Regions from separate parts of the Homo sapiens genome. Here region 2 is linked to region 1. A link is an interaction called in ENCODE POLR2A ChIA-PET data of the cell type or tissue named here. Cell type or tissue: GM12878. All regions are shown on one strand. Links, peaks and the distances in the headings refer to the core of each region. The heading gives the core; the rest is flanking DNA.

Region 1 (8,338 bases), core at 196-8,195:
AAAATTGCCAGGCATGGTAGCATGTGCCTGTAGTCTCAGCTACTCGGGAGGCTGAGGCATGAGAATCACTTAAACCCTGGAGGCGGAGGTTACACTCCAGCCTGGCAACACAGCGAGACTCTGTCTCAAATATATATATATATATATATATATTTTTTTTTTTTTTCAAGTATCTCAAAGGCTCTCATGATAGTAAAACCAAAATAGCCAAATAAAAGCATCAGTCCATGAAGGTAAAATGGTTTTTAAGAACAACCATGGCTAATACTGAAGAATTCTAATTACTTGTTAGCATACCAGGCTACAATATGACACACAGAAGAAAAAAAAAAAAAAGCTATGTTCAATGAAGATTTTTTTTTTTTTTTTTGGAAACAGGGTCTTACTATGTCGCCCAGGGTAGAGTGTACTGGCAGTTCACAGCAGCCTCTACTTCCCGGGTTCAAGTGGCCCTCCCACCGCGGCCTCCCGAACAGTTGGGACTATAGGCACATGCCAACATGCTCAGCTAATTTTTGTATTATTTATTTATTTATTTATTTTGTAGAGACGGGGTTTCGCCATGGTTTGAGACCCAGGCTGGTCTCAAACTCCTGGAAATCAAGCAATCCTCCCACCTTGGCCTGCCAATGTGCTGGGATTACAGGCATGAGGCCACTGTGCCCAGACTTCAATTAATTTTTTAATGAAGCTTTTATAAAAACTGAAACGTACAAATTCTACATGTACATCTTTTAGAACTTTCAGAAACTGAACCGACCACTGTAACTACTACTCGATCAGGAAAGAGAACATTACCAACACCTCAGAAGCCACCCTCATAAGTCCTCAGTAACCTCCAGTGCTAACAACCATTTTGACTTCCAGCACCACAGATTAGTTCTGCCTGTTTTTGTATGGTCACTTTACAACATGGGAAAAGCAATTTATTTAAATGGGGTCAGAGAATATGTACACTTTCTTATGTCTTCTTTTGTTTCACATTGTGAACTTCATCTTTGTTGCTATGGAAAGCAAAATACTACAGAGGATTTCACCATTTATCTTTTTTCTTCATATATATTTATTTTTATTTATTTATTTATTTTTGAGACAGGGTCTCGCTCTGTCACCCAGGCTGGAGTGCAGTGGCTTCAACATGGCTCACTGTAGCCTCGACTCCTGGGCTCAAGCGATCCTCCCACCTCAGCCCCCCAAGTAGCTGGGACCACAGATGCACACCACTGCACCCAGCTAATTTTTAAAATTTTTTATAGAGATGACGTCTAACTATGTTCCCCAGGCTGGTTCAAACTCCTGAGCTGAAGCAATCCTCTTGCCTTGGCCTCCCAAAGTACTGGGATTACAGGCCTGAGCCGCTGCACTCGGCACCTTTTAATGTTTTTGTTTTGTTTTGTTTTTGGAGGCGGAGTTTCGCTCTTGTTGCCCAGGATGGAGTGCAATGGCACGATCTCGGGTCACCGCAACCTCTGCCTCCCGGGTTTAAGCAATTCTGCTACCTCAGCCTCCTGAGTAGCTGAGATTATAGGCATGCGCCACCATGCCCAGCTAATTTTGTATTTTTAGTAGAGATGGGGTTTCTCCATGTTGGTCAGGCTGGTGTCAAACTCCCGATCTCAGGTGACCCGCCCGCCTTGGCCTCCCAAAGTGCTGGGATTACAGGAGTGAGCCACTGCACCCTGCCCCCTTCTAACTTTTGATGAACATTTTGTTCTATTCTAGTTTGATGCAAGCACAAATAATGCTGCTATAAACACTTTTGGCATATTCTTTGGGGCACAGATGTGTGTGTTTCCATTGTATCTGTACACCTGGTAGTGGAACTGCTGGGTCAAAAGTTCTAGCAATTTTACTCCCACTAGCAGGGTGTATAAGTTGCAATTTATACTTCCACGAGCAGAGCTGTCCAATTGCTCTACACTTGGAGTTATCTTTTTCATTTGTTCTACTGGTAAGAATATAATAATACAACTGTGGCTTTAATTTGCGCTTCCACCATATGATTTTGAGGGCCTTTTAAGAGGCTTATTTTATTGTCCAAATGAGCATCTTCTTTTGTGAATTGCTTCTTCAAGTCTTAGATCTTTGGCTGGGGGAAGGCAAGAGGGAGGGAGTGTCACGCTTTTATTGATTTGTAGCTCTTTATGTATTGTGGTTATGAGTGCTCTGTTGGATGTATGTGTTGCAAATATTTCCTCCCACTCTGTAACTTGCCTTTTTGCTCTTAATTTTTATTTTGTTGAAGAGAAATTCTTAATTTTAATGTTCAACTTATCAATGTCTTCCTTTATCTAGTTAATCTCAATGACACTCAAACACTACGTCCAAATGTCAAAAAAAGGAATGTTTAGACTAATTCAACTAATATTAGCATGTTTATAATAGATATTTTAAAGAAGTTTATGCAAAGATTTTAATTTCTAACAAATTTGGCATAATTGCTCAATAAAAAAGAACCTTAGGGCTTATTTTAGTGAAAAATGGTTAGGAACTGAATCTCTGGTTTCTGGTGGGACACATATCAATGACCTCCTTCTCAATTAAACGATTTTAAATTTCTATTCTCATTCAAACAATTTTGCACAGTGGCTCTTAAAGACAGGTTTTGCTTTAATATCATGAAGAAACTGAGAATCTAAGTAATGTGAAACAAAACAAATCAAAAAAGCCCCCCAAAACAAATTACACCCCTGAATATCTCATTACTAAAATTAGGGCAATGATTATTTAGCACATCAATCACCTTTTTTTTCCTTTTGCTAATTTCTATTGCTATCCTATTTCACATCCTGAAATGAGAACCAAAAATAACTGAGGAAAATAAAGCTGTTAGATTGATAATTTAAGATATGATATTTGCATAACAAATTACCATATTATGATACAATTACATATTCCTTAAACAAGAACTTGCTTGACAGGATGAGGCATGCAAAGCAGCAAAGTACTTTAAAAACTTGAGAAAAAATCTGGTCAACAATACGCAAGCAGATGTTGTGCTTATATAAATTACATACATAGGAAGAGTTTCCTTTTCTCTCTCTGTATAGATATATACATATTTTTGAGACAGGGTCTCACTGTGTCATCCAGGCTGGAATGCAGTGACACGATCATAGCCCACTACAGCCTCAACCTCCGCAGGCTCAGGTGATCCTCCCACCTCACCCTACCAGGTAGCTACAGGCACGTGCCACCTCCTTTTCTATTTTTATAATCTTTGATTAAACTAACAATCTACTAATCAAGTTTTATTTATAATAAAAGCATCAAAATGACTTGATGAATGTGGGAAAGAATCAACCCTGCAAACCATGATTTAAATGTTTCTTTTATGCAATAACAACTTGAGGAATATACTTTTTCTTGTCACTTGTTAGATTAGTGTTAATGACAAATCATATAAACCCTATCATTTGAAGAATCTGAAGTATCCTAATTTTCCCAAAATGCTTTTCAGCAAAAGTATGCAATACTACATCATCAAAAATTAATAAATTAATATAAGCCTTGTAAAGAACATTTGATAACCTATGGTTAAACAGCACAAACAAAAAGCCTACTTCATCCTGTCCTGACTAGTCACAAACAGTAATACCTCACTTATCAAGAAAGCTCCATCTGAAAAATTCTACTCACCACATCACGGACTAGAAAAAGCAGCAAAAGAGTTGGTAGGCAAATTACATAAAGAAAAAACAAAAACTACCCAAACTCAAGATTGTTCAACAGCATCCATATAATTCTGAAAATAGTAGAATATGTACTGCATGGAATACTGTTTATTCAGCTCATAGACAATGCTCACTGCACACACAGATTCACACTCACAGACTCCTCAGATGAATTTCAGGGCCCCCAGTTTGGAGGAGCACTAAAACAGATGTTACAGAGTTTATGTACTTTCCTTAGAGAAGAGCTCTTGGGGAATTTACTGAGAAGCACTTCACTATTTTTTTTCAAACATGATTCTTATAGCCTTATTCATGATCATTTCATAAAAGCAGTAAACCAAAAACCGAATGGAAGTGGAAGCACTGCCAGAATCAGGCATGCTAACAGCAGAAAAGGAATGCCTGAAAGAGACATAAGCAGCCTTACACCACTCAATAGTCATTGCTAGCTTCCCTGTAATTTCAAACCCATATGAAAATTACAGTTCATACAATGACTTTGTTATCAAGAAAAGATTGTATTTTTAAGTGTACCTAAAATAAGATTTCTCAGAAAAGGTTAACATAGCAAATTTAAAGCTTAAAGAGGACACTCCACCAAAGAGGTACAAAGATAGCAAATACATGAAAGATGTCTGAAACCACCATTAGCCATTAGGGAGATGCAAATTAAAGTCATAAGAAGATCCCACTCACACCTATTAAAATGGCCAAAATTTAAAATGCTGGCAATACCATGTAGTGGCAAGAATGGGAAATGAGAACTCTCCAACATTGCTGGTGAGAACGAAAAATGATACAGTCACTCGTGAAAGTGGTTTGGCAGTTTCTCATAAAGCACTTACCCTATGACTCAGAAATCATGCACCTGGGCATCTATCCTAGAGAAATGAAAGCTTACATTAACAGAAAAATCTGGACACAAATGTTCATAGCAGCTCTATTCACAATCACTCAAAACTGGCAACAACTCAAGTGTCCTTCAACAGGTGATTGTATAAGCAAATTGGTATATCCACACAATGGAATATCCTGAAATAAAAAGCAACTACTGATACATGCAACAGCTTGGATGAATCTCAAAGGCAAGCTTAGTGAAAGCAGCTAGTCTTGGAAGATTATATACTGTATGGCTCCACTTATATAACATCCCAATTTATTAAGTTAAGTGACATTCTTTAAAAGAAAAAACTACAGGAATGGATGGCAGATCAGTGGTTGCCAGAGATTATAGGTAGGCAAAGAGGTGACTATAAAGGGGTAGCATGAGGGAGTTTTAGGGGGTTACAAAACTCTTCTGAATCTTTATTATAATGAAAGTCACAAAAATCCATACATGTATTTAAATTCCTGGGATTGTATATGTGTATGATCATTTAGAACGGTATGGGCCAGGTGTGGTGGCTCACATCTGTAATCCCCAGCATTCTGGGAGGCCAAGGAAGAACGATCCCTTGAGTCTAGGAGTTCAAGACCAGCCTGGGCAATATAGCAAGACCCCATTGTAATAAAAATAAATAAAACTGTAGGATCTTTTTTTTTGTTTTTTTGTTTGTTTGTTTTTTGAGATGGAGTTTTGCTCTTGTTGCCCAGGCTGGAGTGCAGTGGCGTGATCTCAGCTCACTGCAACCTCTGCCTCCTGGGTTCAAGTGATTCTCCTGCCTCAGCCTCCTGAGTAGCTGGGATTACAGACACGCGCCACCATGCCCAGCTAATTTCTGTATTTTAGTAGAGGTGGGGTTTCACCATGTTGGCCAGGATGGTCTCAATCCCCTGACCTCATGATCCTCCTGCCTCGGCCTCCCAAAGTGCTGGGATTACAGGCGTGAGCCACCGCGCCCAGCCCAGGATCATTTTTAAAGGATTCTCTTTTTAGTTTAAGATAAAAACATTACTGGAGAAAAAGAGGGACAATTTATAATGATAAAAGGGTCATCAGTGAAATATAATAATTAAAAACCTACATGCAACCTAACAACAGAGCACCAAAACAAATGAAACAGAACTGAGAGAGACAATTCATTAATAATTGAAGACTTCAAAACTCCACTCTAAATAATTGACAGAATAACCAGACAAAACATCAGCAAGGGTATAAACACTAGACAGTATAATTAACCATACTGACTTAACTGACATCTATAGAAAACTTCATCCAACAACAGCAGAATACACATTCTTTTTAAGGTCCAGGTTAGACCATTTGCAATGTCACAAAACAAGTCTCAAATTTAGAAGGATTGAAATAATATAAAATATGTTTGCTGATCACAAAGAATTAAAATCTACAATCAAAAGAAATTTGAGAAATCTCCAAATACTTGAAAATCAAACAATAACATCCAAACAACCCATGGGTCAAAGAAAAAAAAAATCACAAGCAAAATTAAGAAATATATTTATTATCATCATTAATACAATTTTTATTTTTAGACATGGAGCCTCGCTATGTTGCCCAGACTGGCCTTGAACTCCTTGGTGCAAGTGATCCTCCTGCTTCAGCTTCTTGAGTAGCTGGGACCACAGGCATATGCCACCACACCCAGCTCAAAATTTTAAAATACCTTAAACTGAATAAAAACAAAAATACAACATGTCAAAATTTATGGGATGCAGCTAAAGCTGTGGCTAAAGACAATTTTATAGCTTTTTTTTTTTTTTTCTTTTTTTTTAAGACAGGATCTTGCAGGCTAGAGTGCAGCAGCAAGATCATGGCTAACTACAGCAGTCTCAAGCAATCCTCCCAACTCAGCCTCCCAAGTAGATGGGACCACAGGCACATGCCATTAAACCCAACTGATTCTTTTTTTCTTTCTTCTTCTTTTTTTTTTTTTTTTTTTTTTTTTTTGTAGAGATGGAGTGTCACTATGTTACCCAGGCTGGTCTCGAACTCCTGGCCTCAAATGATCCTCCCACCTTGGCCTCTCAAAGTGCTGGGATTACAGGTGTGAAACACTGCTCACAGCTGAGAATTTTATAGCTTTAAACTTAAACCTATTTTAGAAAATAAGAAAGATCTCAATCGTCTTCACTTTAAGAAACTAAACAGTAAAGTAACCCCAAGCAAGCCAAAAGAAAGAAGTTAAAGTTTAGAGCAAAACCCAATGAAACTGAAAACAGAAAAACAGTAAAAGTCAATAAAACCAAAAGCTGGTTCTTTGAAAAAGTAAATAAAATAGACAAAGCTTTATTTAGATTGACCAAGAAAAAAAGAAAATTATCCCCCCCAAAATTACCAAAATCAGGAATAAATGAGGGAGCATCACTATTGACCCTACAGTATAAAATATAAATATATTTTAAATATATAAAAGAAAATATAAAAACAGTATGCCATCAAATTAGACAAATTAGATTAAATGGACAAATTCCTAGAGAGACATAAATAACCAATACCAACTCAAGAAGAAACAGAAAATCTCAATATACCTAAAACAAGAAATTGAATTACTAATTAAAAATCTTCCCAAAAAGAAAATACCAGGACTAGATGGCTTCACCATGGAATTCTATCAGATACATAAAGAAACAATGCCAATTCTTCACGAACTCTTCTAGAAAACAGAGAAAGAGACAACACTTCCCAGCTCATTTTATATTACCACAATACTAAAGCCAGACAAGAGCATTACAAAATAAGAAAACAATGAACCAATATTCCTCAAGAATTTACAAACAAAAATTCTCAATTAAAAAATCCTCTGTCTGGGTGCAGTGGCTCCCACCTGTAATTCCAGCACTTCTAGGAGGCCAAGATGGGAGGATCAACTGAGCCCGAGAGTTCAAGATCAGCCTGAGCCAGGCGCAGTGGCTCATGCCTGTAATCCCAGCACTTTGGAAGGCCAAGGCAGGTGGATCACGAGGTCAGGAGTTTGAGACCAGCCTGACTAAACATGGTGAAACCCTGTCTCTACTAAAAATACACAAAGTAGCCAGGCAAGGTGGTGCACACCTGTAGTCCCAGCTACTCGGGAGGCTGAGGCAGGAGTAACCAGCCTGGGCAATATAGTAAGGTCCCATCTCTACAAAAAATTTTAAAAATTAGCTGGATGAGGTTGCGTGTGCCTATAGTCCCAGCTACTATTGAGGCTGAAGCGGGAGGATCGCTTGATCCTAGGAGGATGAGGCTACAATAAGCCAAGATCATATCACTGCACTCCAGCCTGGGTGACACAGTAAGTAAGACCCTGTCTCAAAAAAAAAAAAAAAAAGAAAAGAAAAGAAAATCTCAATTAGATACTATGACCAAACGGGATTCATCTTAGCAAGTATGGTTTAACATCCAAAAATCAATTATTATAACCTCCAAAAGTCAATTAATTTAATACAACATATTAATAAAGGACAAAAAGCCACACGATTATATCAATATATACAGAAAAAGCACTTGAAAAATTTAATTCAACACCACTAATGATTTAAAAAGAAAAAGAAAAAAAGCCTTAGTAAACCAGGAACATAAGGGAACTTCCTCAGCCTGAACAAACATCATACCAACAGTAAAAGACTGAAAGCTTTCCCTCTAACATCAGGAACAAAACAAGGACGTCCACTGTCACCATTTCTATTCAACAATCCAATGAAGATTCTAACTGTTACAAGAAGGCAAAACAAAATAAAACAGAACAAAAATTAAAGGCATCTGAATAGGACAAGAAGGTGTA
Region 2 (8,338 bases), core at 228-8,227, 140 kb after region 1:
ATGCAACTAACAGTGACCTCTGGGCATTATTCTGCATAATTTTGTGTTATTTGACGATTTCTGTGAGACCATATTTATATATTTCTTGTGTAACTTATAGATCCCAAGAAAAGCAAGCTAATAAACGCACTAGGTTAAAACTGAGTAAAAATAAGTTTTAAAAAGCACTTTATACTTTACAAAAATCCTTTAACATATTACTTAACTTGATCCCCACAATAAGCTTTAGAAATTACAGTAGTGTCCTTACTTTTAAAGAGAGAACAGACTCAAGTAGTTATTAATCCACAGTTAATAAATGCAGAGCCACACGCCTGTAATCCCAGCACTTTGGGAGGCCGAGGCGGGTGGATCACGAGATCAGGAGATGGATACCATCTTGGCTAACACAGTGAAACCCATCTCTGCTAAAAATACAAAAACAAAATTAGCCAGGCATGGTGGCGGGCGCCTGTAGTCCCAGCTACTCGAGAGGCTGAGGCAGGAGAATGGTGTGAACCCAGGAGACGGAGTTTGCAGTGAGAGATCACGCCACTGCACTCCAGCCTGGGCGTCAGAGCGAGCTCCATCTCAAAAATAAAATAAAATAATAAATGCAGAGCCAAAACAGAAACATGGTCCCAACTCTAAATTCAATGTTTATACTACAGCACCTCCAAAAACTGAAAACACTGGCATCTATACCAAGGCATTCTCTCTCTCTGCAGTGCTTCTGGTTCCTGTGAAAGTTCAAAGTGCAGAGGAAAAGGCAGTAGAATAGGAGTCAAAAGACCTGGATTCTAGTCTTGACTACACCACCACTAAGACTTCATGATAAGTCAAACTCCACAACAGTAATTATCTGTAGCTGCACAACAGATTCAACAGTGATGCTTTTAAAAAATACTAACTACCCAGGCCTGACCTCTAGAGATTAAGACTTAATTGGTCTGGGCTATCAGGACTTCTATTAAAAGCTCCCCAGGTTATTCAAGAACCACAGCTTTAAGACTTAGTAGCCTTGGCCAGGCACAGTGGCTCATGCCTGTAATCCCAGCACTTTGGAAGGCAGAGGCAGGAGGACGGCTTGAGCCCAAGAGTTCAAGACCAGCCTGGGCAAGATGGCAAAACCCCATCTCTTAAAAAAAAAAAAAAATTAACCAGGCATGTTGGCAGACAACTGTAGTCCCAGCTACTCAGGAGGCTGAGGTAGGAGGATGGCTTGAGCCAGGGAGGTAGAGGTTGCAGTGAGCCAAGATCTCAGCACTGCACGACAGCCTGGGTGACAGAGCCAGACCCTGCTAAAAAAAAAAAAAAATACTTAATAGCCTTGCCTGATAAAAATAAAAAATGTTAAAAACCATGTGTGCTACATACTTCACATAGTTGAAGGAAGAATGCAATAATATATAAACAACAAAATGCCTTAGAAATGCAAAGGAATTATTATTTATTAATTTAAACATGTACTAAACTTGTATGCTCCACTGGGATAGAGAGAAGCTGAGAAACTACCATGTCATCAAACAACTACTGAGCAGTGAGAAAAGGCACACAGACGACACAAAGGCAGTCATGACTAATAACCTCAGGGTCTCAAAGTGCCTACGGGCAATAGTGGAAAGAGGGCTTTGAAAAGGCCGTGCAGAGGAGACTCTTGAGCTAGATTTTGGCATTATCGACAGTGGGGCACAGCATAGGTAGGCAAGTAATTCAAGATGTTCTAGGCCCAGCAGGGTGGCTCATGCCTGTAATGGGATGAGCTGGGGCACTTTGGGAGGCTGAGGCAGGAGGATTGCTTGAGCCCAGGAGTTCAAGACTAGCCTGTGCAACATGTGAGACCCTGTTTCTACAAAAAAATAAATTAGCCAGGCATGTGATGTGGTCCCAGCTACTCAGCAGGCTGAGATGGGAGGATGGCTTGAGCCCAAAAGGTCAAGGCTGCAGTGAGCCGTGATCGCACTACTACACTCCAGCCTGGGCAACAAGAAAAAAAAAAATTGGCCTAGCATGGTGGCTCATGCCTGTAATCCCAGCACTTTGGGAAGCTAAGGCAGGTGCATCACTTGAAGCCAGGAATTCGAGACCAGCCTGGCCAACATGGGTGAAACCCATCCTCTACTAAAAATACAAAAATTAGCTGGGTGTGGTGGCATGCGCCTGTAGTCCTGGCTACTGGGGAGGCTGAGGCATGAGAATCGCTTGAGCCCAGGAGGCAGAGGTTGCAGTGAGCCAAGATCGCACTACTGCACTCCAGCCTTGGCTACACAGTGAGACTCTGTCTCAAAAAAAAAAAAAAATTGATGTTCTGCTGGAATATGCAGATGATGTGCTGTAGGCCAGAGGTTCTCAGCAAGAGGTCTCAGGGCTCTGAGGAGTCTGCAAGGTCATAATTATGTTAATAATAAAACCAAGACACATAATCACCAAAAATTAGAAACAACCCAAATATCCTTTAACTGGTAAGTGCACAAACTGTGATATATTCATATACTGGGACAGGACTCAGCAATAAAAATAAATTAGTGACACACACAACACAACTGAATCTCAAATGTCTTATGTTAAATGAAAGTAGCCAGATTCAAAAGGCTATATACTGTATAATTCCATTTATACGACAGTCATGAAACGGCCAGACTAAGGGTGGGAAGAGAAAATAGGTCAGAGGGTGCAGGGGTTGGGGAGGGGAACATTTGGGAAAGATGGAAATGTTTCATATCTGCACTGTATTTACAACCATATGTGTTTACATTAAAAAGGGTGGGTTTCCCTGAATATGAATTAAACCTTGATAAATCTAACTTTCAAAAATAACGTCACTTGCCTTTTTCACTCCCGTTAAGAGTACAGTGTTTGCCAGAAGCCACATGACTGTGATGATGCCATCATTCTGCAACTAAGGAATGTGTGCTTGTATATTCTTAGGTTTTATATTTTCTCCATTTTAATACTTCTAATACAGTAAATAGTCATGAATGTAACAGACATAAACAAAAACTCTCCTGAGTCCCCAATAATTTTTTAACAGCGTAAAAGGTTTCTGAGACCAAGAGAGTTTCAGAACCACTGCTGTAGATAAGGAGGAGGCCCTGAAGTGTTCTAGCAAGGGAAACAGGAAAGAAGAACTGATGGAGGGAAACTAGTAAAGAAGTAATTACAGGATCTGATTAAGGCTGATCCCGGGACTAGAAAGAAAATAGGTCCACACATCATCTGTACCTTGTTATAAATCCCAAGCCTGTTTCTGGGCTGACACTTTGCTGGTGCATTCAAGTTTTGCAAACTAATTTCTGTTAACTGGTAATATAGTTAGGAAATAAAATCTGCTATAGGAGTCATCCTACAACACATTACTAATCAGTGATTTGTGGATTATTTACTCAGTTGCCAATGTCCTTCTTCAAAAGATGACAATCATTTAAAATTGACCTTTACACATTTTGAGCTTGAAAATTAAGCATCCTAAAGAGGCTCAAAAACTAACTTATAAGTGATTCAGTACCTCATGATCAATTAGGCAAATTAGGTAGTTGTTTAAAAAGCCAATGTGTTACTTCTCTAAAATATGTTTTCACTTGTATCCAGAAACACTATGACAATCTCAACTCAGCACAATTTTTTCTATGCAATGTGGTTTTCTGGATGGGAGGGGAGGGTGATTACGTTGTTTCTGTCTTTGTTTGGCATAGTTCCCTTTCCTCCTAGGGAAAACTCATTTCTAAATACAAGCTCTGTAAATTCCAAATTATTTCAAGTACAGATCTTTTTCTACAGTCTTCTCATACCCAGAACTATTATAGTACTTTGGTATGCCACAGAGAGGTAGAGAAATTATTCTTAAAACCATCCATGTCTTTAAGCTTTAAGCAAACAGAAAACAGATTGACTGATGACAGCTTGATCAATCAATCACTGGATGAAGGTGATAAGTATTAGAAGAAAGGATAATCCCTTTCCCAAAAAAGGTAAATACAGTTTTACAAGCCATTTTAAATGAGTGAGACTGTGAGTGTGCGTGTGTGTGCACACGTAACTGCCATTACATATTGCTTCTCTAATTGTTTTAAGTAACCAACCCCACTAACACCTCAGCTAATACCAAACAGATGGAAATCTGTCTGGAGAATTCAAGTTGCCACTTTTCAAAAAATTCACCTATACTTCTATTACAGAAGCCTGAGAAACTCCAGACTCCTGCAAAAGTATCTGTGAATTATTAAGATAAAGTGAAATTACATCGTTACCTGAAAGTATAGTCCTTTGATTCTACTTTTCATAAAAATCTTGGAAATTAGACTACAGTCAACACTACAGGATATTTTAATTGGAAATTTCACCTAAAGATTGAAAAGGGGGAAATAATTCATCTGAAATACATGCAAAGATTGAAAAGGGGGAAATAATTAATTTGAGATACATGTACAATGCAGATAAAAATATCAATTTGATCAAAGATGAAATTTCCGTAAATTTGTTAAAGCCAAATGGTTTCTGCAGGAAACCTGTTTTCTGTGACTCAAATCCAAAATGGAAAACGTGGGTGGTTCTTCCTGTCTCACCATTAGAGTCAGCCAATTGGCTGGTGAAGCTTTCACACAACTTCAGCTCAAACCCCAGCCTTCCATCTGCTTTAACACTGCCATACCTTAGTGGAATGAAAGAGGAATAAAGGCTTTCTCTAGCCTCAAAGGAAGTCTTTCACAGGGAACCTTTGGTTTATTCTATCTACACCATACTTGATCAAACTGCCCATTTTTTAAAACTTCAAATCCAAAAGATGTGATAAATAGTACGAGCTAAATCACAAAATAATTCAAGGGCATTAAAACTATCTCTGATTGTGGAGCTGATTTCTAAAAAAACAGCAAACTCATCTCTCAAGTACGAAACTCCAGTGGCAACACACATGCCGGCTCCTTGAACACAGCAGCATCTCTTCCCCAGCCACATGGCACTCACCATTTGCCATGACGGGCCGCCAACAGAGACCACATGTGAACTTCTAAACATGTGACTCCACCAGAATGGAGTATGAACCCAATATTTCTGTAGGGTATGTCTGCGTGTCCACCTAAAGCTACTAAATTAGCTAGTGTGACGCATTTAACTGAAAATATCACACGCAACAGTATGCCTTCAGTGAGAAAAGACCACTAGTACATGATACTAGCATGGTAAAACAATTGTGCATACACTGCTGCCCAACTGAATCTTAAATCCTTAAAGCACTGGAAAACCTGCTAGTGCAAGACAATAAAAATTCAGGCAGCTGCTTCCAATGGTGATGTAAGGACCCCACATGGCAAACTGCTCAGGGGTAGCTACTGTCCAGTTCCTAAAGATTCCAGGCCCACTTAAAAATCCTAAGGTCTCAGGAGGCTTTTTTCTCAAAAACTGCTAAAAGGCTCATACAGTTCACCCCACGTAGTAGAAAAAGGCCCTTGATAGGCCACCAGTGACTGCACAGCAAGTTCTTACGTAATGACTTATCTGGTAGTCACACAGGAAAACCCGTTGACCAGGATAAAGTGAGGGGCCCAGGTTCTCAGATAGCCATCTCAAGGGAACTGTTGTTACATGGAGCCACTGAAATGTGAAATACACACACACTATTTGTAAATGTGAATTTTAGAAAGTATATGTATGGAAGCACTAAGCATATCATGAACAAATACAGACCATAAGCTTGTAGAGCCAAAAAAGACCCAATACCCCATTACCACTGTAATACTCTTAATTTTACCAATAAAATTAAGTCAAAACCTCCTGACTGCCAGCCCAGTGCTCCTAATAGTACACCTGCTTTCTTATCAACTGTGAAAACTACATTTTGGAGTATACTAAAATTGAGTTACAACTCAGTTGCATGATCAATATCTCATTTAACCATGTGCTGCAAAAGCAAAATTTACATAAAAGATTAAGAAGTAAAAACCTTTATCATATCCCTAGTGAAGGGGGAAGGGTACAGTGAGGTTTGCTGTCTTTCTCCATACCAGTATAATTTTATCCTCAGGAAAAAAAAATATATATAAACTATATATACAAATCATCTCTCTTTTCAAAAACTGCTGCCAAAACCAGTACATCTAGGAAAAAGACACAAAATATGATGTCTTACTACCCTTACGAAGAATGGCATAAATAACAATCCTTTCTTAAGGTTTAAAATATTTTCTAAGTTTTTTTCACTGTGCTATCATTAATTTCCTCTAATGTAATTTTAGAACAGATCAAGTAGATACATTTCCTCATTTCAGTTTCTTTAAAACTTTGATTTGCTGACACTTCTTCTAAGACAATAATCAACAGTGATCTCTCATTCTGTTCATTTTCTCAACTTCCAAAAGGCAATTCCTCAAGTAAGCACATTTTTGCAAGACTAAAATAATGCACATACTTACACACATAAAAAGAGAAAGACATAAATACTTTGTATAGGATGAAATAACTGCGTGACTTTTGAAATTTTTAAGATAAAATGCAGACCTCAAAACAAGTTCGTAATTGCTCCCTGGGTTATCTCCAAAGAGAGGCTTGTACATTCGTCTCCTATTGATACTTCAGTGAAAATCTGTGACAAAAATTCATCCCAACTCTGCCGTTAACTAGCTGTGTGATAGATACTGGGCAGGTCGTGTAAGCTTTGGACTTAGGCTCATATAAAAAGTTGGCATATCTGATTTCTATAGTATTTTCTAGGTTTCTTAATATCTTCCTAAGACATTATCTATCATCTTTATTGTCACTGAATTCTAAAGGTCAAATATATCTTTAGATAATAAAAATAACCATTCATAAACTACCTTACGCCCTAGAACTCAATAGAAGACTACCATCAGCTTATCTGAAACCTTTAGAACATTATAAGCTTTATCTTCATTAAATGTTATCGCTTTGTCTCATGTTTTAGCATTTTGTAAAAAGTTTAGATTAGTAGAAATGTACTCTCACATCTAGATGACCCCGAAGCACTGTTCAACTCTCACAAGATGGGAGATCTTGATGCCTTCACTTCCTTCCTCATCCATCCTCCATCACCACAGTACCCTCATACCCTGAAACTCAACTTTTTGGGCCACAATGTTGACAACAAAAACCTTTTAAACCACTTATGTTAAAAATCAGCTACATGTCCAAGTCTGTATCTGAGAATCTCTGTATGCATTTTTATCATTTAGTACTCTCGATTTTAAGATCTAAAGAACCAGTTCCATTGATAATATCTGCATAATCTCATGACTCTTCATCTGAATCTGAGTTCCCTGTTTATTGCCAAACAAGCAAGGAGGTTCCAGAAAACTGTATACAACACAACTCATGCACTTACTTTCTTTATATACCAACTGATGATTTTGCCATCCTCAATTAAGTCAATTAAAAAAACAACCAGTAGGACTGAGAATCTGTCATTTTACCAGTAGGAATCCCAAAAAGCAGCTGCTTTTGCCAAGTTCATTCATTCAACACATTTATTATCTACTATGTGGCAGGCACTTTTTATTTTTCATCCTGGGGATATATAAACAGACAAAAGTCCCTGCCTTCATATGCTCTACTGAAGAAGATGACACACCATAAATAGAAACCATAATAGACAAATTATATGGAGGAGATGTACATATAAGGTGTATTAGTCTGTTCTCATGCTGCTAATAATGACATACCCGAGACTGGGTAATTTATAAAGAAAAAGAGGTTTAGTGGATTCACAGTTCCACATGGCTGGGGAGACCACACAATCATGGCGGAAGGTGAAGGAAGAGCAAAGTGACATCTTACATGGCGGCAGGCAAGAGAGCGTGTGCAGGGGAACTGCCCTTTATAAAACCATCAGATCTCATGAGACTTATTCACTATCATGAGAACAGCACAGGAAAAACCTGCCCCAATGATTCAGTTACCTCCCACTGGGTCCCTCCCACAATATGTGGGGAATATGAGAACCTCAATTCAAGATGAGATTTGGGTGGGTACACAACCAAACCATACCATAAGGTCAGAGGGGATACATGCTTGATATGGTTTAGATCTGTGTCCCCACCCAAATCTCAAGTTCAATTTTAATTCCCAGTGTTAGAGGTGGGGCCTGGTGCAAGGTGACTGGATTTTAGGGGTAGATCCTTCATGAATGATTTAGCACCATCCCTTTGGTGCTGTTCTCAAGTTCTCACGAGATCTGGTTATCTAAAAGTGTATAGCACCTTCCCACTCTCTCTCTTCCTCCTGCTCCAGCCATGCAAGACGTGCCTGCTTCCCTCTGCCATGACTAAAAGTTTCCTGAGGCCTCCCCAGAAGCTGTCATGCTTCCTGTACAGCCTGTGGAACCGTGAATCAATTAAATCTCTTTCTTTAT

The links. ChIA-PET counts read pairs that join two places held together with the same protein. Peaks named below come from ENCODE experiments on the same cell type or tissue, not always from the same donor. Only the 100,000 strongest peaks of a DNase experiment are listed, where the experiment ranks them.
Region 2: POLR2A ChIA-PET joins it to region 1 with 7 read pairs; 4 of 35 experiments call an interaction of 5 or more read pairs at or near these places.

Annotation. Positions count from the first base shown.
Region 1 is chr14:71,494,071-71,502,408 of GRCh38, reverse strand. The region is part of intron 2 of SIPA1L1 (signal induced proliferation associated 1 like 1); the gene reads right to left. Among named protein-coding and RNA genes, the nearest start is that of SNORD56B, 100 kb to the right of the region's middle. In GM12878, for the core only: no CTCF peak of the experiment used is centred there; a DNase peak (open chromatin) is centred at 4,468; H3K4me3 peaks cover 665 bases; H3K27ac peaks cover 4,930 bases.
Region 2 is chr14:71,358,690-71,367,027 of GRCh38, reverse strand. The region is part of intron 2 of SIPA1L1 (signal induced proliferation associated 1 like 1); the gene reads right to left. Among named protein-coding and RNA genes, the nearest start is that of SNORD56B, 35 kb to the left of the region's middle. In GM12878, for the core only: no CTCF peak of the experiment used is centred there; a DNase peak (open chromatin) is centred at 3,607; H3K4me3 peaks cover 535 bases; H3K27ac peaks cover 3,404 bases.